Linked DNA regions of Mus musculus: regions 1 and 2 are each linked to region 3. The links are chromatin loops, found by intact Hi-C in ENCODE. Cell type or tissue: heart. All regions are shown on one strand.

Region 1 (8,000 bases), 76 kb after region 3:
ATTCTACAATGAACCATGTAAAGTAGGATCAACCTGTCATCACATTCTGTTCCCAAATACCAACTGTCCAACAGGCTATCAGCAAGTACCTACTATAGATCACCATATAACTGCATCAAAATACTTTGTTCACATGTCATTATCACAGAACACCTGACTTATTTGTAATAAGTAACATTCTCCCTTTTGCATTTTCTTTTGTTGATTTTTGTTTAATGGCCTTCTGTTGCTGTGATGAAACACTGTGATAAGCGAGAAAGGAGTGATCTGACTCACACTTCCAGAACACAAGCCACCTCAGGAGCTGAGTGAAGGGGCTTGCTGATTGATAGTTAGCTAACCTATTTTTTTAAAAATCTGAGCAAACATTTATTTCTTTGTTTTTCATGTTTGTGAGTGTGGGTAGGTAATTGTGTAGAGGTGAGCGTGGTAATGTCAGTGTAGAGATCAGAAGACAACTTGTTCTCTTCTACCATGTGAACCTAGGGGATCAAATTCAAGGTTGTCAGACTTGGTGGCAGATACTAGGATTATAATGTATACTACTACCACACCCAGCCATTGTTCTCTTTTTTTAAACCTTGCTTCTTGGGTAGAATTAGCTCCATGATTTCTGACAAACACCAGTGCTACAGAGCAACACACTGAAGACACAGGCTTCTCCCCAAGCCCAAGTATTGCCCTCACTACATTTTTTACAGGTTCTCCTCAGTAGCAGGCAGCCACAGATCTGCTCTTACGGTTCAGGTTTTGGGGGGTTTTTATTATATTTATTTACATAATTTATGCGTATGAGTAGTCTGTCTGCATAATCAGATTCTACTGCAGATGGTTGTGAGCCACTATGTGGTTGCTGGAAATTGAACTCAGGACCTCTGGAAGAGCAGCCAGCACTCTTACTGTTGAGCCATCTCTCCAGCACCAGGGATCAGTCTTAAACAGAATCACCATCACTCGGTGGTATTCCTTGATTTGTAGATTTATCCCTTCTGTTGTCTGCCATTATCAGTTAACTACTTGGTGTATCTAAGTTGGTTTCACTGTAGGGCTGTACTAAATCTGCTCATTTTCCAAGGAATGGGCATCTGAACTGTTCCCACTCACTAGGAACCAAGCTGCTACAAATCCTCCAATGGAGAGTTCTGTGTGAGCCTGTGTTTTCATCTTCCTTGGGGAAAACACCCAGGAAGAGGGCTGCTAAATCATATAACAATTATTATGTCCAACTTGTTAAAAAAAAAAAAAAACATTTTCCAAATCAAATTGTCTCTCACAGTAAAGCAGAGTTTCATTTGTTCCACACATTTGTCACTTGACAGTATCACCCTGTTTAGTTCTAACATAGCCAGGCCTCACTGAAGTTATAATCTGCCTTTTCTGATAGCTACTAATGTGAAATACCCTTTTCTGTATTGTTGTCACACATACAAAATGGATGATATATCCATTTTCACCATCTTTAATTGATTTTTAATTGTTCTACATTTAAAACTTTTTATTTGTTTATTACCATCCTGTGCGTGTGTGTACACACCAGCTTGTGGAGGTTAGAACAACCTTGTGCAGTTCTTTCCTCCCTCTAACTTTACATAGCTCTAGGGATCAAACTGGGATCATTAGATACAAGTGCCTGTATCTACTGAACCACCTCACTACCCCCAACCATGTTTTTAATAGCTTATCAATAAAAAAAAAATGTTCAAGCCAGGTGGTGGTATATGCCTTTAACCCAGCACTCAGAAGACAGGGGTAGGGGGATCTATGAGTTCGAGGCCAGCCTGGTCTACAGAGTTCCAGGATAGACAGGGATATACAGAATAAAAAATAAAAATAAAAAAGAAAGAAAGAAAGAAATAGAATTTGACAATAAAGCATCTCCTTGCCACTGTACAACACTCTGTTTGCTCCAAATAACTAATATGGTAGAATGTGCAAAAAACAAGTAGAAGGAAACTAGAACACATCCCTGCTTTTCTCTCAGCCTGAAAGTAAGAATCTTAGGAAATGCAGCCTGCATTTCTAGGAAATGAAACTCTTCCCCACTGTGGCCATTTGTTTTGTTCTTTGAACAAGAATGTATAACCCAGGCCAGCCTTAAATTCACTGTGAAACTGAGTGACTTACCATTTTTTTCTACTATTGTGACACCTATAAGAAGCAACTCAAAAGGCAACTAAGAAATGCTGAGAATATAGAATAGAAAAAAGCACATCAACTGGTTATGTTGAATACCAAAGCTGAGCCCTGGTAACACAGAACTACAAGAAACATTGTGCAGATTAAACAGACTGTACTGTGTGTTTAGGAACACACATATACAAACAACAAAAATTAAAGAGACCACAAATTTGAAAAAGAGCAAGGGAAGATACATGGGAGGATTTAGAGGAAAGAAAGGAAAGGAAGAAATGATGCAATTATTCATAATCTGAAAAAGGAGGGGCAAATTATTTCTTTAAAAAGGCAGCAACTCAGGGGGCTGGTGAGATGGCTCAGCGGGTAAGAGCACCCAACTGCTCTTCTGAAGGTCCTGAGTTCAAATCCCAGCAACCACTTGGTGGCTCACAACCATCTGTAACGAGATCTGACTCCCTCTTCTGGGGTGTCTGAAGACAGCTACAGTGTACTTACATAGAATAAATAAATAAACCTTTTTTAAAAAAAAGGCAGCAACTCAGGGAAAAAGGGTCTAATATGGCTCACAGTAAGGGTACAGTCCATCATAGAAGGAAGGCACAGGCATAGGAGCATGAAGCAGCTGGTCACAATGAATCCATACTCAAGATGCGGACAACTGCCAAGTGTATTGAACACTTTAATCCCAATGCTTAAGAAGCAGAGACAGGTGGAGCTCTTTGAGTTAGAGGACAGCCTGGTCTACACAGGGAGTTCCAGGCCTGCCAGGACTACATAGTGAGACCCTTTTTTAAAAAACAAAAATTATGGGGGCTGGAGAGATGGCTCAGTGATTAAGAGCACTAACTGCTCTCCCAAAGGTCCTGAGTTCAAATCCCAGCAACCACATGTGGCTCACAACTATCCATGAGACCAGACACCCTCTTCTGATGTGCCTGAAGATAGATACAGTGTACTTACATATAATAATAAATAAATCTTTAAAAAAAAATTCTGAAAAGATGGCTCAGTAGTTAAGATCACTGGATGCTCTTCTAGAGAACCTGGGTTCAATTTTCAGCATCTACATAGTAGCTCACAACTGTCTGTAACTCCAGTTCCAGGGGATCTAACACCCTCACACAGACATATATGCAGGCAAAGCACCAGTACACGTAAAATAAAAATAAATTTTAAAAGAGGAGGAGGAGGAAGAGGAGGAAGATAAAGAGGAAGAAGAGAAAGAGGAGGAGGATGAAGAGAAGGAGGAAGAGGAAGAAGAAGAGGAGGAGGAAGAGGAGGAGGAAGAGGAGGCAGAGGAGGCAGAGGAGGAGGAGGAAAGATATAGGCAAGGATGAATAACATGACTCAACTGCTTTCTCCTTCGTGCTCTGGGTCTCCAATCTGAGGGATAGTGTCATCCATACTCAGGATGAGTTCTCCCTCTTCAGTTAGACCTTGCTGTAAAAATTCTCACAGACACACCCAGAGGTACATTTCCTCAAAGACTATAAATCCAATCAAACTGTCACTCCTGCCCATCACATCCTCAGAATGCTGGGAGTGCAGGGTATATCACCATGTTTGACATTTACAAGTATTTGGTGAAGATAAACTCTCAGCGTGTGTGTATAAACAAGAAACTGGATATTATTTGCAAACATTATAGAAATGATAATGTATTCAACAAGTCAATCCATTTAAAAAGGAAATGCAAATTAGAAGAAGTAGCTCGGTAGATGGCACTATTCCCCTATCTGTTAAATGCATGACCACCACCTGTTCATTTGAGTATGCTCAAGATTAAGCTTTAATCAAAAGAATTATAGAAGTTGGCACTGCTGTAGGGAAAGGAACTCTGCAAATTTCTTAACTTGAGACTCGGTTTCTCATCGATGAATGAAAACATAAAATCAGTACTTTAAAAGCTGGAGAGGGGCTGGAGAGATGGCTCAGCGGTTAAGAGCACCGACTGCTCTTGAGAAGGTCCTGAGTTCAAATCCCAGCAACCACATGGTGGCTCACAACCATCTGTAATGGAATCTAATGCCCTCTTCTGGAGTGTCTAAAGACAGCTACAATGTACTCACATACATAAAATAAATAATTCTTAAAAAAAAAAAAAAAAAAAAAAAGCTGGAGAGAAGCACTTTGTGTGCACATGAAGAGTGTGAATTCAGGCTAGGCGTGGTGGCGCACGCCTTTGATCCCAGCACTTGGGAGGCAGAGGCAGGTGGATTTCTGAGTTTGAGGCCAGCCTGGTCTACAGAGTGAGTTCCAGGACAGCTAGGGCTATACAGAGAAATCCTGTCAAAAGGGAAAGAAAAGAAAAAGAAAAAGAGAAAAAGAAAAGAAATAGAGAGTTCAGCAGTATGGTGATGGCAAACACCTTTAGTCTCAGCATGAGTTCAAGGCCAGCTTGTTTACAGGACAGTTTCCAGGACAGTCAGGGTTACACAGAGAAACTCTCCAAAAAACAGTGAGTTCAAATCCCAGAACTCACTATCATCCTTTACAAAGCCAAGTGTGCAGCCCAGAGAGATGGCTCGGTGGTATGTACCTTTATCCTATGACAAGGGAATCAGAAGCAAAAGGATCTCTGTGAATTTGAGGCCAGCATGGTCTACATAGTGAGTTTAAGGCCAGCCGGGACGACATAGGAAGACACTATCTCAAAAAACCCAAGAGAGTGACTTGGTGAAGATAAACTCTTGCAGAAGACTCAAGTTCAGTTCCCATTACCCCACATCAGGCGACTCAAAACAGCTTGTAACTACAGCTGCAAGGAATCCAATGCCTCTGACCTCCACAGATAACTGCATTCCACAGGTACACACACCACAGAATTTAAAATCAATCTTTTTTTTTTTAAACCCAGATTTGTAGCACAAGCATCTATACTCCCAACACTCCTTTCAGGACAAGAAGCAAAGACACAAGAATCCCAGGAAGCTCAAAAGCCTGCTAGTCAGAAGAAACAACAATTTAAACAAGGTAGAAAGTGAGGAACACTACACCAACACATGAATACTATGGCACATACATAAGAAATAAGGTTCATAATTCACCTAACACACAAATGGCAGCTATAATGGCTGTGACTATAATGTTCTAGCCATAATTCTTGAAACACAATGTCATGACTGAAATGTGTGTTCTCCACATACCTAGGTGTAAATGGGAAGCTTAAAACCCAGCTCAATACAAGCCCCACCCATCCATGAATTATATGCATTCACACGAAAGGCACTGTGGTGTCTGCAATTGCGAAGACTATGTGTAGGCCTTATTTCTAATTATCTGTCTCAGCATTTCAATATAAGCAGTGCTTCTTTTCAAAAACAAGCAATTCATCAACTTCTGGCTTTTCACCATCTCATCCTTGAAAGCTGGTTTTCCCTGGGGTTCTACAGGTATTCTTGCATGCCTCAAAGACATGTTCCCATGCCCCAATTGCCCTCTCCAAAGCATTTTAGCAAGCAATTTCCTAAGTTTCTCCTAGAATTCATCCAATTCCTGGAAATCAAGACTGAGGCAGCACTATAGCTCTGATTCCTACACCCAGTGAATTAATTGGCTTGGATACCCCAAGGCCAAAGTCATTACTTCTGTGACAAGTATTCTTAAAAGATTTCCTCATGAAACAAGATATGAAACACACTTTTAAATTTACCCTTTGGATACACGTGGTCTAATATGCTCTATGTTTAAGTCTTAGGACTATAATAAAAAAATCTGTCATCCAGTTTAATAATGTGAGCCTAATTCCCATGTAATCTGGTTTAAAATCCACAAGGTACTGTCTGTATTAAGGCAGTATAGTATGTACAATCCAGTAAAAGTCCCAGCAGACAAGACTTTTAATTCAGTGAAACCTAACAAGTCATTTCTACAATCCCAGGCTTTTGCTCCCATTACTTTCCCCCACTAAGAAGACCCCTTCTTCAGGGGTCCTCTGAAAGAATAGCCAGTGCTCTTAACTACCAGGCCATCTCTCCAGCCCCTCTTTCTCTATTTTTAAATCTTTGGGGAAATAAAGGCTAGGAGCAAACTATTGCCCACTTTAGTGGCAAAGTGATATAGTATAAAGGATGTGCTCAAAGACAGCTGGAATCCATATACACACTACCAGCTCTAACATGTGTCAGCTACTCATTCTGAGAAAAGCAGCTTCCTCAACCTGATCTTCCTCACACACATCTGAGTAGTGGTTACGTCTACATCATGAGTCTCTCTCATATGTAACTCTACCCCCTATCTCCTACCTGTACACAAACTACTAACAAATCCTACTGTCATGACATCCTAAGTCCACTTCTTTGATTCCTAGTTCCCTAGCCCATGTCATCTCTGCTACACACCTGATTCCCTTCATAACATCCCAGTGGATGTAGTGTGTCATGAGCTGAGTCAGACTTCAACAAGAATGACCAGCTCCATCAAACACTGCACATTCTGTCTGCACTGCTGTTCACTCAACTACAACGTTCTTAGAACCGTGGATCTACTTAGGTTCTACGTTCATCACTGCCACATCCGGCTCACAACTCACTTAGCAGCAAGGCTTATTGTAGCCGTTCTATGTACACCTTAAACTCTAACTACACACTGTAGCATGATTTCCTCCACTGTACTCCCCTCACATACGTAACATGGGGTACTCCTTAGGTTCACAGCTTATCAGCTGCTTTACTTCTCTCTTCAAGGCACTCCTGGCTTTTTTTTTTTTTTTTTTTTTTTTTGATGTCTCTACTTAAAGCAATTAGAACCATGGCTGGCACTTAATATGAACTTGGCATCCTGAACTTAGACCTGCAGAAGAATTTTAATCCAGCAACATGGCTGCTCTGGCAAGGGATTACATCCAAAGACTTAGGTCTGTGTAATCCAGTTGGAATATAGACAGTCCACACACCTTTAATACCTCTGGTTGGAATACAGATGCGTCCTTAGTACACACCTCTAATCCCAAACAATGTAAGCAAGGTTAGTTTGTAAAAGGAAGTAGCCATGTTTGATAAAACAAATGTTTGGGGTGTCTTAAGATAAAGCTCACTGGGTAATGGCACTTGTCCCAAGTCTGATAACCTAAATTCAATCTTCAAGACCTACATGAAAAGGAGAGAACTAACTTCAACAAGTGACATTGAATTGAAGGGCAGACAAAGTGCTTAATCAGAGAAAGATCTGATAGAATGAGTCAGAGATAGGATAATCCCAACACTCAAAAGAACAGCACAAGAAAAGAGAGGCAACTTAAAGAGAACAGACCAGAAAGAAAGGCAATAGGGAGTGGGGGAAAGGACAGTTTTACAGAGACAGGTTGCAGGTGAAGACAGAACAAGCCAGAAAATGAAAAGGAACCAGATTAGAACAGATTGCCAGTTAGTTTGAGACCAAACAGAGCAATTCAGTCAGAAGCCAAGAGAAGCCAGTTTGAATCAGTCATCTTAGAGAAGAGTTTGGACCAGAGCAGCTGAGTTAAACCTAAGCCTCCAAGACAACAATTACATCTAGCTAATAAAAGTTACTTTTGGGGCTAGAGAGATGGCTCAGCGGTTCTTCCAAAGTTCCTGAGTTCAATTCCCAGCAACCACATGGTGGCTCACAACCATCTGTAATAGGATCTGATACCCTCTTCTGGTGTGTCTGAAGTCAGCTATAATGTACTCATAAATAAAATAAATAAATCTTTTTTTTAAAAAAAGGTTACTTTTAAATCCTTACATAATATCAACACAATCTCCAAAGCCCTCAGTGGCTTCATGATCAAAATGTAGACTAATGAGTTCTACTCCTCTAAAGACTTCTAACAGAAAAACAAGTAAGTACATCTGTAATAATAAGGAAGAGTCACCAAAAGACAAAGATCTGGATTAGACTGG
Region 2 (8,000 bases), 160 kb after region 3:
ATAAGGTCATGTTCCAAGGTCACGCGTAGACATGATTCCTGCAGACGCTATCAAGCTACTACGAGCTCATTTTGTCACTCAGGGGACATTACAAAGGCAGTGACCTCAGAGTGGCCAGACTGAGTCTAGGTGAGTCCTGGAGAGAGTCGAGGGCACAAGGTGTGACTTTGAGGCAAAGGGGTGTGTGTGTGTGTGTGTGTGTGTGTGTGTGTGTGTGTGTGTGTGCGCGCGCGCGCGTGTGAGTGTGCCCATTGGCTAGACATTGTCCTTTACCCAAGAGCTCCCACAGCCTGGTACCCAGGGAGCTCTAAATCCAGGCCCAGGCTGTGGTTGAAACATGGAGTCAGAACTAATTGGTTGTTTCATTTGTTTGTTTTACCTTTTGAGACACGGTCTCACTTTGTAGCCTTGGCTGACTGAACTCACTGATAGCTGCCTGCCTCTGCCTCCTGAGTGCTAACAATTAAGGGCATACCCTACTATTCTTGGCTGTTAAACATTTACTTACTTTTTTTGTTGTTGCGTATGAGTGTTTTACCTACGTACTGTCTACTTTCCTGGCACTGGTGGAGGCTAGAAGAGGGCACTAGATTTCCTGGAACTTGAATTTACAGACAGTTCTAAATCTCCTTGTGGGTGTGAGGACAAAACCTGGGTCCTCTGGAAGAGCAAGCAGCCAGTGCTCTTAACCACCGAGCCACCTCTCCAGTCCCAAATTATCTGGATTAGGTTGGCTGGTAAGCTTGTCTGTGGAGGACTGTCTTGGTCTTTAGTAAGTATAGGAAGACCTAGCCCATTATGGGCAGCACCATTCCCTAGCAAAGGACCCTAAACAGTATAAGAGGAGAAAGCTAGGTGAGAGCAAGTGAGCAAGTGTACGTGTGTTTATTCTCTCTGCTCTTGACTGTGAATATGGCACCTTAAGTTCCTGCCTTGACTCCCTCACAATAATGGGTAGAGGCCTGGAAGTGTAAGTCACATAAACCCCTCTCCCCTAAGTTGCTTTTTATCAGGATACTTTATCACTGCAACAGAAACAAAGCCCAGGCACCAGTGTTTCTCTTGGCCATTCTCACCTTGACCGGTTCTTCCTTCCCTGAACTAGCTCCAGCTGCCACGATAATGTACTCAGGCCGAATGGCTTAAATGACAAACATCTGTTCTTCACAATTCTGGGGACTGTAAGTCCGAGGCCAAGGTCCTACTGGTTTGGTTGCTGGTGAGACCTGCTTCCTGCCTCAAGGTCTTGTCGCTGTGTCCTCACATGGTAGAGAGGCTGAACGCTGTCATCTCTTCTCAGAAGGATACACATCCTCTGGGATCAGGGCCCTACCCTTAGGACCTGGTCTAACCCAATCATTTCCTCTTGCTGCAGCCTGCCTGGAATGAAGGCTACAGTGTCATTGTGATGGTGGGTGGACAGTGCACCTCAAAGAGCTATTTTCCTCCTCTCCTTCTCTCAGTGAGAGAACACGTTCATGTATTTTTTAAAAAGACTTATTTATTATATCTAAGTACACTGTAGCTGTGTTCAGACACACTCTAGAAGAGGGCATCAGACCTCACCATGTGGTTGCTGGGATTTGAACTCAGGACCTTCGGGAGAGCAGTCGGTGCTCTTAACTGTTGAGCCATCTCACCAGCCCCCTGCTCCTGTATTCTATCCATGCCATTAAACACCTTCTGTGCACACGCCCTCGCTGGGTGGAGACTGATTTTGCTGAACTCCAGGCTTCATTAAACCCCAGGCTAGGAGCTGTCCACACACTTGACCTGCCTGCCTTCTTCCCCCCAAGCCTGGACTTATTCCCAAGCTTCCAACTTCTGGAGAGGCTGTTGAGTGAATGCAGAAGCCGCGATCCCTTAAAGGAAAACCAAGCACTAGACTCCCTGTGATCTGCCTAGGCGACCCTGGGTGGCCTCTCTTCCTGGGGTGCTGCCTCCTCAGTTGACACTCAGTCCTGCCAACAGTCCCTTCGCCAAAGTCCTTCCAGAGTCTCATTTACACATGCCATCTGTTTCCCCGCTGCGACGGTGACAGACACAATTTGGAAAGCAGCCAAGAAGAAGAGCAAGGGCCTGGTCCCTTCCAACATTTGTGGAGAGAAGGATGCAAAGGCAGACTTATGGTAGGTCAAGGACTGGAAAGGTCTGGGTCATGTTGGGGGCAAGCCTTCACCCACTCTCTCTGTGTCCCTGTTCTCATCATAAAGGACTCAGGCTCTCAGGTCCAGATAGGGATCCCTGGTCCTGCAAGAGAATGTGACCTAATATAGGCGGGTATTCACCCACCGCCCCTCCTCACTTTCCTGGTCTCTGACCTTGGTGAGGGTCTTGCTGGATTGGGGTGGGGCTTCTCTTGCAGGTTGTTTGCGGTTTGATTACAAAGTACCGGCTGCATTTCTTTGTCTGGCTTCTTCCTGCCTTGCCTGCCTTCCTGGCACTTTTTTTTTTTTTCCACCTTGAAAGAAAAATTGATTCCATCCTTTCAACCAGCTTCCTGAAGTCACTCCCAGAAGCCACCCACCCCTGCTGTGACTTCATCTGTGCCCTAGCCACTTTGCTCAATACTAGCAGCAGCCTCTCCTGGAGCCTGCAGCCCTGTGCTCTTAGGCCAGCCTGGGGGCACAGGAGGTTGGTTGCATAGGGTGGGCTGATTGGTGTGTGTGTGTGTGTGTGTGTGTGTGTGTGTGTGTGTGTTGCATGGTGTGTAGTCTGGGCTGAACATCCCGTTCCAGCCCAGTTTGTGTGTGCTCCTGCTCCACATGGCTCATTTTGGGAGATCATGGGTGGGACAAAGCCATGTGTCTGTCACGTCTGACAAGTCAGGGATCCGGTAGAAGTTCTTTAAGTTACCTTGTAGGGTTCTCTTCAGTCCCAAGGTCTGGACTTTAAAATCTTACACTCTCCCTACAGTGAGGAAGTGGCTGGACAGTCCAGGTCAGACTGGACAGGATGATTGCCCAAGTCAGCAGGTCATGGGAGTAGGGAAAGATGTCCTCCACTCCACGGAGCAGGCTTGCAGCCAGAGAGCATTCCAGGCTCTGCACAATTGGAGCTGTCTCCTTGCCCTTCAGGGTAGGATAGGAATGCACTTTCGCCATCCCTAGGGAAGTGGGACTTCCTGAAACGCCGGGAGCAGGTTCTGGAAAGGAGATAAGTTCACTGGCATCACCATGTCCCTGAGGAAACAAGGCCAGGAACCACCTAGACTTGGAACTCTGTACTTGCTCTCTAGTAAGGGACTTTGTGCACGACCGCCATGTTCCTTGCTCTATTGCCCAGGACGTGGGGTCCAGTCACAGGATAGGGTAGGAGTCAGCCTTGCAGGAGGCAAGACCAGAAAAAAGAGTAGTTGCTGGTGGCAGCTCTCAGCAAGTTTCTGCAGGTGGATACCCTCCCATTTTAAAATGAGGAGACACATTGCTGAGTTAAACAGTCTCCCCAAGAACACATGGGCCACAAGTTTTCTAGTAAAAGTGAAAGTCCTCGAATCTGTAGGTTGAGCAGAATGCAAGGGTGGTTGGTAGCTTGGGCTTGGTGGCATCGGAGGGGGCAGATCCAATCTGGCTGGAGCCCAGCCCAGGAAGCTGTGTGTAGCTGGATGTCTGCACATGGTGGCTGAGAAACAGTGAGAAACAGTGACCTGCCCTTCTGCAAGCACAGGCCAGGGACAAGAACCTTGTGGATTCTCACACGCTCTTCTGATCTTGGTTTTGTTGTTGTTGTTTTTTTTTAAAGATTTATTTATTTACTATATGCAAGTACACTGTAGCTGTTTTCAGACACGCCAGAAGAGGGTATCAGATCTCATTACAGATGGTTGTGAGCCACCAAGTGGTTGCTGGGATTTGAACTCAGGACCTCCAGAAGAACAGTCAGTGCTCTTAACCATTGAGCCATCTCTCCAGCCCTAGTCTTTTGTTCTGGAGCACCTTTCCATAAAGAATGCCAAGAACTCATGGTCGCCTTTAACAGAGCCAGGACTGGAATGGTCACTGACTGTTTAGAAGCCCTGGAATGCCCCGTGCAGGACCACTGGGTAGCATAGAGTAGAAGGACTCCTATGCCCTGCATAGAGATGCAGGCCACATCTCTGCACAGGTGTCATACTCTAGAGAAACTTTCAAGGTGGAATAGAAGGGGTGTTTTCTGGTCCCAGTTGCCTGATATAGTTCCTCGGGTGGGTGTTGGGGGTAGGGGTGGGGCATTTGGTCTAGCTTCATCTGTGTCGCCCCCAAGCAATCCTTGGACTTTGTCTGACTTCATCCTCACTAGAATGGTCCAATGAGAAGAGTGCACAGAGAGAGCTGGGTTCCAGGGTGACCTCTGACGAGTTCCCAGTTCCTCTCAGGCCTGCTTTGTGACCACCTTTGGAGTACTTCAGGACCCTTCTCTGCATTGCCCTGTTGCCGTTTGCTCACCAACAGAGGCCTAACTGAGGAGTCATTTTCCGGACATCTCCTCAATGGCCTGAGCCCCCTGGAGCAGGTATGGCAGCCAGAGTCCCCAGAGCATGGGTAGCACTGCCTATGACCCTGGGAGGTGGCTCCTAGACGGTGACTCTCAAGATCATAGCTGCTCTTGTCTTGTACTGTCCCTGGGGACTGGTCCGCTCAGGGCTCAGCTCCCAAACCTTGTCCAGCCACTTCCTGGGACTCTGTGGTGAGGCACTCGGCCTTTGTTTTCCCAGGCAGCCACATGGTGCCCCCTGCTGGCAACTGCTGTCACTGCCAGGGAGAAGGTGGAAGGCTGGAGGCCAGGACACAAAGGGCTTGCCTCTTGGCGGGACACACACACACACACACACACACACACACACACACGGGGTGGGCGGGGGGGTGTCCGGGGAGAGAGCACACAATGGACCCCACTGTCTCCTCTGCTCTCCTGACAGCCTTCATCCAAAGTCCCACCAACACTTAGAAAAACCCTGACTCACAAACCTGTATGGAGCATAAACTCAGGCTGAGACTGGGTCAGGACCACCAGGAACTAGAAGTGAGATAGACAGAGACGAATGAGGTATGCTACCCACAGGGGCTACATTCTGACAACCAAGTACCTGCAGAAGTTGCTTAACATACATGTGACAAATGGAGATACATGGTTAGGGTAAGGAACCCAGACACGGAGACCAGGTGGTCAAACTCTTAACCATCCTTCAAAACCCCAGCTGGGCCAGAATGATGGTGCACATCTTAGTGAGACCAAAATAAAAAGTAAAAAAGACTTCTTGCCTAGCAAGCACAAAGCCCTAGATCCACTCCCCAATGCTACAAAGTAACCAACCACCATGTTCAGGCTAAGAATAAAACCTCTTCTAAAGTCCTTCAAGGAGATCACCTGACACATTTCACTTCAGGTCAGAAGACAAGCGCATCTTTTTAAATTGCCACTTAATTAGTTAGTGAATGAATTACCCAGTTCATTCACTTGCATGACTCAGCTCTGTCCTTTCCCCATGTAAGGTCTGAACTCAGGGCATCAGGCTTTGTTGAGCCTTTAGCAAGACCACAGTGCAGTTCTTTATAGGGAGCAGGCTAGGCGTGCTTGCGTCCCGGTGAATTAGTGACGTTTCTATTGCTGTGATAAAGCACCATCACCAAGATGACTTAAAGAAAGAAGGGATTTACTTGTGCTTAAGGTTCCAGAGGGAGAGGAGACCGTCACCATCACCAGCACAGTGAGGGAGCGTGGCAACAGGCAGGCACGGCGGCAGGAGCAAGAAGCTGCGGGCTCGCTTCTTAAACTGCAAGCAGAAAGCAGAGAGACTCAGCTAGCAATGCTTGCATCTTTAAATTCTCAAAGCCCACTTTCAGTGGCACACTTCCTCCAACAAGGCCACAACTCCTAAGACTCCTCAAACAAGTGTTCACGCGCCAGAGACTGCAGGGGACATTTCATTCAAACTGTCACACCTGGGAATGGTGAATCATGCATTGCGAACCTGAGAACAGCAACGTGCTCCCTCTGAAACCTCACTGAGAACAGCAGAGTTCTCTCTCTTTGTATCTCTGTCTCTCTCTGTCTCTCGTGGTTTTTTTGAGATAGGGCTTCTCTGTATAGCCCTGGCTGTCCTGGAACTCACTTTGTAGACCAGGCTGGCCTCGAACTAAGAAATCCGCCTGCCTCTGCCTCCCAAGTGCTGGGATTAAAGGCACCCGCCACCACTGCCGGGCTCCCTCTCTTGTCTAGAGGTGATGGGGGAAAGGAGAAACAGACAGACACTTTCACATTATAAAGCCATTCCTTCTCCACACTGTAGGAAGAAGTGAGCAGATGCATGCATTTCTGGCTTAGCATTCAATGATGGCCATGGTCTGTCTGTCCTGGGTTAACTCCTTCCAGCCCAGGGCCCCAGAGTGGGCACTAAGGAGGCACAGAAAAGTACCCCAGAATTACAGCTCGGTATGTCAAGAAGTTCCTGAATCCCAACATCTACAAAATAACGGAAGAATGCAAAGAGAATGAGGAGAGAGCCCCAGAAATGTGGCTGACCACCTAATAGGAGGGGTGGGGCTGAGCTGGCTTCCTTTGTTGCCCGTGGCCTGGATGATCTGCCAGCTGGAAAGGGGTGGGACATACTTCTTAGGATGTCACTCTGCTGGCTCCTCAGATTGCCAGCTCTCAAAATACAAAGATTCTGTTCCCCTGTCTGTCCTATGGCATCGGCAATGACAGGAAGCAGCGAGTGCTGGTGTTCCTGTTATAGAGGCCAGAAGAGGGTGTCGTGGTCTTGTTCTCCACCTTACATATGTTTTTATTTTTTTATTTTATTTTTTGTTTTTTTTTTTGTTTTGGTTTTTTTTTTTTTTTTTTTTTTTTTTTTTTGAGACAGGGTTTCTCTGTATAGCCCTGGCTGTCCTGAAACTCACTTTGTAGACCAGGCTAGCCTCGAACTCAGAAATCCACCTGCCTCTGCCTACTGAGTGCTGGGATTAAAGGTGTGTGCCACCACGCCCATCTTAAACATTTTTTTTATTCATTTGTTTTATGTGCATGGGTGTTTTGCCTGTGTGTATGTCTGTACACCATGCAGGGTGCCCAGTGCCTGTAGAGCCATCTCCTCCATCCTTTCTCCTTTATTTTTTGACATGTGGTCTCTTATTGAATATGGACCTCATTTTTTCCCCCAGACTGGCTGGTTAGGAGGTTCCAGGATTCACTTGTCTCCACCCCATAACAGTGGATATGGCCGTGTCTAGATTTTACGTGGTGATGGGGATTTGAACTCAGCTCCTCTTGTTTGGCTAGCAAGCATTCTTACTCTCTGAGCCTAGCTCTCTCAATTGAAAAACAACATTTTCAGTCTTTAAGTGTGTGGGTAGGTATGTGCAGATAATGGGGCATCAGATCCCTTGGGGCTGGAGTTACAAGATGCTGTGACTTGCCAACATGGATGCTGGGAACTGAATCTGGGTCCTCTGTAAGAATAGTACCTACTCTTAACCACTGAGCCATCTCTCTAGCCTCTGGAAGCAACTATGGCCTTCTCTGTTGCTGTCTTCAGACATACTAGAAGAGGGCACCAGATCTCATTGCTGGGAACTGAACTCGAGACCTCTGGAAAACCAGTCAGTGCTCTTAACCTCTGAGTCATCTCTCCAGCCCATGAAAGCCTTCTCTGCAGCTCCTTTCTCAGTTTTTATTTTTTATTTATGTTATGTATATGAGTACAGTGTACTGTAGCTGTGCAGATGATTGTGAGTGGTTGCTGGGAATAGAGCTCCGGCTCTGCTCACTCTTGCCCAAAGATTTATTTATTGTTATATGCAAGTAAACTGTAGCTGTCTTCAGACGCAGCAGAAGAGGGCGTCAGATCTCAATACAGATGATTGTGAGCCACCATGTGGTTGCTGGGATTTGAACTCAGGACCTCCAGAAGAGCAGTCAGTGCTCTTACCCACTGAGCCATCTCGCCAGCCTGTTCCTTTCTCGTTTTAATGAGACTTTTTTTTTTGAGTAAATTCATTGTATGAGATAAGAAACCTCACTGC
Region 3 (8,000 bases):
ATAGGAAGACCTAGCCCATTTGGGTGGTACCATCCTGGATTGGTGGTCCAAGATTCTATAAGAAAGCATGCTGAGCAAACAATGAGAAGCAAGCAAGTAAGCATCTCTCCATGATCTCTGCGTCCAGGTTCCTTCACAGGTTGAGTTGCTGCCTTGGCTTCCTTCAATGGACTGTGTCAGGATACACTAGCTAAATAAACTCACTCCTTCCCAAGTTGCCTTTGTCCATAGTGTTTCATCACAATAACCCTAAGTTATCAATAAGCCTAACAATTCAATAATTTGATGCCCAGGCAGGTCTCACAATAGTAAAAGTGGAGAACCAATCCCATAAATTGTATTGTGATTTTCATGTATGTTCTGTGGCATGTCCAAGAATGCACAAGCATTTGTGTATATGAGCTAACATACAAAAAAAACACATATATGTACTTACATACATATACTAAGTAATAAATTAAAAAAAAATTTTTTTGGAGAGCACTTAAGAAAATGGTTCTCGGCCAGGCAGTGGTGGCGCACACCTTTAATCCCAGCACTTGGGGTGCAGAGGCAGGTGGATTACTGAGTTCGAGGCCAGCCTGGTCTACAGAGTGAGTTCCAGGTCAGCCAGGGCTACACAGAGAAACCCTGTCTTGAAAAAAAAACAAAAACAAAAACAGAAGAAAATGGTTCTCAAAACCTTCATAACTGAAACTGGTGCATCTATAGAGAATGGTAACTAAAAATTAGCTCTGCTTATATCCCAATGCCCAGCCGAATAAAAGTACAACTTCTCTGAGTCAGCTTCCTATAAATCCCTAAGACCCTTAGTCACCACAACTACTAAAGCATGACCAGTACCCCTTATATCTCCTTTGACCACTCTTTCTGCCTCTGTTTCTTGGCTTTCAATCTGTCTTGTTATCTGGTTCTCCTTATTCCCTACTGTAAAAGCTGCAAGCCTCTTGCCTTAGCACTTAAGCCCACAGAGAGCACTGGCCATAGAGATCACATCTGACTCTACTAAACAGGGCTGAGCCCTCACCACACTGCCAGATCCAGGCCTAGATTCTATAGAAAAGCAGTCGGGAGGAGCTCAGACAAGAGGCCAGGAAGGTCGGAGCTGGGAAAGCCTCAACAGTGCAGCAGCCACAGTACTGAACTCTCTCTCTGAACTCTTCTCGAGCTCTATTTATTTGTCAGGTAGCTGTTCATTTTCCATTCAAATAAGAACTATCAAATATGCTATATACCTAGTGCTAGACAAACCTATTGTGTAAAAATATGAAGACAAAAAACCCAAACAAGTCAGGAGCTATAAAATTACAAATTCAGAAAGAAAAATAAGCCCTTTAGATACTGAGTAGGGTCTAGACTGGAGAGATGTTTTCCATTCATGCATGGGCATAGAGAACAGGGAGGCCAGAGCAGGAGAATCAGGACATGACCAGGTTCCACTGAGCTTCCATCAATATCTGCCTCAAACAGGCACTCACCCATGGGCTGTACTCAAGTCACTATTTTCAATATAATGATTATAAATGATTTCTAAATATAAAACAGCATCTTAGACTCTAAAGATGGCAGTCATACTTGTGACGTTTTTTACACATGAAAATCTGAGGAGACAGCAGTTTTCAAAAGTCACCAAAGGCATCGTCATTTGAGAATCACTGATACATAAAACACAGCCACTAAATGAATGCTAGCTAGAGCAATGTTAAGCTGTAAACACTGTGGCTTACCCTGTTTCCATGCCTCTACAGTCCTCCTATTCCTGAGCTACCAGACAGGTATTGAATTGAAATATACATATTTATCTGTCAAACACCATCCCTACAGAAGACTCTTTGTTGCAGAAATAAGAGACTATGCCCCATACTGTGAGGCTGGCAAATGGAACCCTTCTTGGACCAAATCCTATGTTCTCCCTCCATAACCTGGTGTTTGGAGGTGTGCTCTGGATTGGATAGGAAACAACATTCAGAGCTGCTCTGTCTCCAATGATAACACTGCTGGAGTAGGATTCCAAAGTTGCCACCAAGAAACCACACGGAAGTAAGAGATTGACCATTATACTGTGCATATGTAGAGTTCAGCAATGCAAACATGCACAAAGGAAACAGTGACAGACACACAAATGCAGCACTTACACACATAAACACACACACACACACACACACACGTTAGACCTAGTGGTGTACACACACACATAAGACACACAAACAGAGGATCCAGTGGTGTATAAATGCACAGACAGACATGGAACACAGTGATACACAGGGGCCCCAGCAATGGTAAATGCACACACACAACAGAGACATACATGCATGTGGGGATGCAGCAATGCACAAATGCACACACTGCACATGATTCACTATGATTCTTTAATGCAGTATTCCTTTTCTTTTGTATATCAAAATATTCAAAACTTGACAAACCTTGGTGACAGGGCTGCAGCATGAACTATTTCTAGTTTTGCACTTAGGTGTTTATTACAACCATCAAGTAAAGCCAAGGTTCTATGGAGAAAGGCTGAACCTGCGAAAATGTACTTGCCTGAAGTTAACAGACTCCTATCTTACACAGTCAGCTGTGCCATTGCAGCTTTATCATGTAAGGGAGAAATGCACCATTTCACTTTATTAAAGGCAAGTTTTCAGTAGGTAAGGTATACATGCAGAGCTTTATATTAGATTATGATAAAGTAGACTCTAGTTACCTTGACAGAATCCAGTAAACTCTTAGGAAAAAATCGCTTTAAACCAACATCTTTTCTGAAATATAGAAAGAAGCATATTAGCAAATAACAGCATAAAAAAAAAAACAAATAACAGCATCAATCAGTAATAACATACTTGAAAGAATGCAAAAGTAGTTTATTCTTCTGTTTGTTCATGAAAGAACCAATTATAATCAAGCTCCAACCAGTCAGCAAACTCATGGAAGAAGATAAATTACTTTGTAGCTATGCACAAAAACACGATTACAATCCATTTCAATAGAAATCTTTGGTTGTTTCCCCTCTACTGTTGAAGTCCTTTTTGAAAAAGTCCCATTTGCCTTACTGCAAATGGCCGTGTAATGAAACTGTTCTTTCTCAGGTGTGGCGTAGAGGTGATCCTTATGCACACGAGTTCCTCAACTGCCTAATTAATAATAAACTGCTGGAACACAGTCCAAGAATGGAACTCTGTGACGGGAATTCTGAGTACTTGTAAAAAAGTAAGACAAGAGTCTCAGTTTCTTCAAAAACACAAAACTGTTTTTGGAAAATGCTTTTGTGTCCCTCCCAAATGTAGCAGATAGGAGTTTACTTTAGATTATTTATTACAACTGGTAATTGCTGTTTGTTTACATGCCACTATGGGAAACCCTGTTTTTTCCATGTGATTTGTCTACCACATGCAGCTTACCCTTGTGACTGGACACTTTGCTCATGTGACTCCTAACCCTCACAGTATAAGTTGTTAGATGTTCTAAATAAAGTTGGCTGTTGCTTCAGACTGGAGTTCACCTCATCTTTAGGGCTGGCTCCCCCAGGTTCACACCAGCTCTAAAGCAGTAAACAGTAAACCTTTCAAACGTATCTGAAGTGGTGATTGCTGTTCTCCCTGATTTTCTTTTGGGGGAGGGGTTTCTCTGTGTAGTCCTGGCTGCCCTGGAACTCATTCTGTACACCAGGCTGACCTTGAATTCAAGAGATTTGCCTGCCTCTGCTGCCCAAGTACTGAAATTAAAGATGTGCATTACCAAAGTCCACCTTTCCTTGACTTTAAAATTTATTAACTCATCCCTAATCACTTTTCTTCTTCTCAACATCACAAAATGGGAAAAGGAATAATAAGTCAAGTGATTAGTCCTGGTTCAAAAACTAAATGTGTAGAAATGTGAGAAATCCCAACAATTTTGACAAGTTGGGCTATAAACTGGGGCCTGCTATTATTAAAAACCTCAGAACAAGAAACACATTGAAAAAAAAAAAAAAAAAAAACAGGTTAGGCTTGTTTGAAATGTACCACTTTTGTGTGCTGAACTAGCAGTCTGTCCACTAGATGGCACTGTTTTCCAGGAAGATGAAATGTACATGAGAAGACATGAGATCAGGAAATCATGAAAATACAGAAAAGGACCAAGGACAAAATTTAATGTCAGGTACTGTACGGGTGTCTTTCTGCAGAGGTACAAGGGGGGAAGCTAAGTAAATATGAAGTATCAACAAAAAGGAGTTGTTTCACAATCACTTTATAGTCAAAACCACAGAAATCACGGGGTTTGTATGGTTGACCTCCCATCCAATTAAATTCATTAACCTATAATCTGAGCAGCAGCACCCGAATCAATTGACTCCTTGTTAAACCAATTTACCACATCCAAAAGTCACTTTCTTGGCTCTGGCCTGCTGTTTTCTGGTTTTACCTGCCAAGGAACTGCTCTACAGTAATTTCACTTCATGTCTCATGCCCAAACCCTATTTAATTGTCCCATATGTAAATAAACATACATAAATAAACAGAACCATAGCTTTTAGTGAAACTCTACTATATTAGTAGATACCAAAAGGTATATCCTGAATGCATTTAAATCCATCTGATTAAAAACAAAACCACAGCAACAAAATAAACACAAACCAAACTCAAAGGAGAATTTGAGAACACTGCCAAACTGCAGTCCCCCAGGTCAGGCATACGCTATTAGGCTCCTTCCTTACTTCAGTGTTACTATGGAGGACATACACATAATAACAGGTCAATAATATTAGGTTAGAGCAGGATTGCTCAACACTGTAGCAAATGGCTATATGTAAATTAGCTAAATTAAAAGTGCTGTTCCTGGCTTTAGCAGCTCTGTGTCCAGTGTTCAAGAGTCTCACATGTGGAAAATACCTACTGACTGGATAGGGCAGACCAGACCCAGAATGTTTCCACCATCCTCAGCACAGAGTGCCAAGGCACACAGCTGTGTTGGTGACTACCTAACATTCAGTACCCTTCCTGCCCAGTGCACCTGAAGGTCCCTCAATAAGGACAGAGATGGTAACAATAACACTGGGAATGAAAACAATTACCATGGGGACAACCACATAAGCTCCAGAGTTCCTCAAATAGGGCAACAGGCACAGAGGGATGTGGAGAGCTGGCCCACAGCACTGACACAGCATCAAGACAGAGCCCACATAACTGTCTTTACCTCAGAGCCTTTTCCTGAAAGCAATCCCACGTTGCAAAAAGGGTTCCTGTGACATGCACTCTATGTTCAGATGATTTTGACTTAAGGTATAGGGAACTTGTGCTCATCTGTTTTCTCCTGACAGATGCCTTCATTTTGGTTTTTGGTCTTTTAAAAGGTTTCTTGGTTTGTTTGTCTGCTTGTTTGTAAAGACACTGATTATGTGGCTAAGGCTAGTGTCACATTCATGATCCTTCTTCCTAGGCCTTCCAAGAGCTGGAAAGATAGCTGTGTGCCTGGTCTATAATTCCTCATGTAACATTCTCAAACAACTAACCTGTGATAATATGAAAAGTTCTAAAACCTAACAATGCTTCAAGCCAACCAATTTAGCATTTGGGATCTACAGCCAGTGAGCCTTCCTGCAGAACTTTCTTAATGTCTGTTTACTCAGATTAAAATGTTTCTATTTTCCCTTTGCCTCTGTCAATCTTGGAGCCTTTTCACCACTGTATTGGTTGTCCTGTCTTTCAGTATGCTCTTGCTTGGAAAGTTGTACATGCCTTCCCTTCCTCACTGACACCATATGGGTATCCAGAATGGAAGAGACAGAAAAGCAGTATAGGCAGGAGGACTCCTCTCCAGCTGCATTGTTTCTCCAGTGCTTCAGAATCTGTGGTGCTATGAAGTCTGAGACCTCATTCTGCATGTGTATGTTCATGTCCACAAACCAAAGCACACGGGCCTTTGTGACTTCTGATTAGACTATACCCAACTTACATATTGAAGAGGAGCTAAGTGTGTAAGTGAAGAATCCTATGTCCATGTAAACTAATATGCTACAGAGGGAGAGAGAGATTCTCCTCAGTGGTGCAGCCACTGGGAAGTTGGCCATGTTCCTCCTGTAAGTAACTCCTTACCCAGGTGTTTGTCATTATCCTGACTGGTTACATCCTCCCTCCCCTCAAAATCAGCAAAGTGAGAAGTTAAGGCCCAGGTGGTAGGATTCTACCCTCAGTAACACCACATCAAAGTCAGAATTTTAACAGTGCATTACCCTACCGCTTGGAGTGTGACTCTTATCTAAACCTGTGGCCCCCTGTGGCAGCCTCTTGGCCTCATTTTCAGATTTACACGGAAGTCTCATCTAACTTCTATTAAGTCTGTCCATCAGGAATGTGAAGGAGTAGGTGAGGCTGCACCCTCACTGACAGAAGCCAGGCAGTGGTGGTGCATAACTTGGATCCCAGCACTGGAGAGGCAGAGGCAGGCAGAACTCTGGGGTTCAAGGCCAGTCTAATATACAGAGCTAGTTAAGGGACAGTCAGAGTAACACAAAGAAACCTTGTTTTGAAAAACCAACCACTCCTCTGAAAAAAGGAAAAAAGAAAAGGCACCCTAGGTCTGTCAAGCTTAGAATGACAAAAGGGAAAGTAATAAAAATCTTTAGTTTATGGGAAGAAAAAAGAAAAGCAAACAAACAAAGGTATCCAAATAGTGTGGGCCTATATAGTTAGATATTCATTTTATTATTTTAAACATGATCAAAATCTTTCTTGTGAAATGTGGTAAAATTGAAAGGTATTCTGTAAGTTATCACACTTGAGTTTTCTTCTAGTAGGATCTGACTACTAGACTACTAAAAGTATATGGACTACTTAATGATTTTTTTTTTCCTCATAGAAGGAAAAACAAAGAGAGGCTCTTGAAGCTGTTAATAAACAGGTAACATTCTGAATGTGAACATTTTTTCTGTACTGAAAAGTATACAAATTGTAAATGGCTCCAAGCTACCCACCGGCCCTTGAATGGGAGGGAGGCTTACTGGGTACTGTGCAAGCCAGGCATGGCAGATAGGAACCACAAGTATCACCTTAGCTAACACTGCTCCTAGGGCACAGACCTGGCTCTGCAGTATGCATGATAGAAGATAAGAACTAAGCAAGGTGTCTGTAAATATCTGTGAAGCACTGAGAAAATTAACTACTAATCTAGAAATATAAACAGAATAAATCTACTTTTCAAGAAATGAGGAAATTAAAAAAGATTCCAAGATGACAAAAAGAATTTTGCCACCAAAAACTATACATAAAATATATAGGTTGGATACAATGGGCTTGTAACCCCAGCATCTGGGAGATGGATGGAAGGGAGCTGTAGTTCAGTGTCATTCTGGGATGTACTCCAAGTTCAATGTCAGCTTGAGACTAGCTCAAAAAGTCAAAACCAACAAACAAATTAACATTCTTATAAGCAACCTACTTCATGAAAACAGAAGACAGGAATGATGGTAAATATCTATAATTCGGACTTCTTGGAAACTGAAGCATCCCAAGTTCAAGGACAGCCTGGACTCTGGGCAAGTGAAACCCTAAGAAACACAGATGAGCAGGAAGGCAGGCAGGCAGGCAGGCGCACACGCACACACACACCAGTAATGTCTCCAAACAGATTGAGATACTGCAAAGATGGTTTGGTTGATAAAGTTAATACAACATGCAGGTCTGCAGGATGCCCTGGCTGGCTGTCTACACTCAGTTCTATGGGAACTTCTAGTGAAATTCATAGTTGAAGCTGTGTATATTGAGAGATGAAAAAACCTAACATTTGGACAGTGAACTGGGAACTAAGGGAGGCAGAAGTGGTAACATTCCTTGGATCTCCTCAGAAGTAATCACTGCAATTTTCAGAAATGCAGCCTGTGTAACCCAAGTCACCTCATCTAAGATTAAGTGGGAGTCAAGAGTAGCAGAAGACTTAAGACAACCCTGTATGACAAGATTAGTATCAAGTACAAAGCATAAGACAATTATGCAAAAGAAAAAAGGGGGAAATAAAACAACACGTAA

Evidence for each region. Hi-C counts contacts between places; a loop is a spot of excess contacts. Peaks named below come from ENCODE experiments on the same cell type or tissue, not always from the same donor. Only the 100,000 strongest peaks of a DNase experiment are listed, where the experiment ranks them.
Region 1: it touches region 3 in a loop (1.9-fold over the local background); 2 of 42 quality-filtered maps call a loop at or near these places.
Region 2: a loop joins it to region 3, with 7 times the contacts of the local background. A loop is called at or near these places in 29 of 42 quality-filtered maps.

Annotation. Positions count from the first base shown.
Region 1 is chr15:73,383,425-73,391,424 of GRCm38, forward strand. The region is part of intron 2 of Ptk2 (PTK2 protein tyrosine kinase 2); the gene reads right to left. Among named protein-coding and RNA genes, the nearest start is that of Ptk2, 36 kb to the right of the region's middle. In heart, a CTCF peak has its summit at 3,850; no DNase peak of the experiment used is centred here.
Region 2 is chr15:73,468,256-73,476,255 of GRCm38, forward strand. No RefSeq gene overlaps it. Among named protein-coding and RNA genes, the nearest start is that of Dennd3, 40 kb to the right of the region's middle. In heart, CTCF peaks have their summits at 4,703 (motif pointing left) and 7,515; DNase peaks (open chromatin) are centred at 1,966, 3,076 and 4,736; H3K27ac peaks cover 2,476 bases.
Region 3 is chr15:73,307,111-73,315,110 of GRCm38, forward strand. It overlaps Ptk2 (PTK2 protein tyrosine kinase 2), which reads right to left. Exons shown (of 35, transcript NM_001358046.1): 8 at 2,705-2,759. It overlaps Gm41344 (a long non-coding RNA gene), which reads left to right and starts at 3,990. Exons shown (of 2, transcript XR_875404.2): 1 at 3,990-8,000. In heart, a CTCF peak has its summit at 4,037 (motif pointing right); no DNase peak of the experiment used is centred here.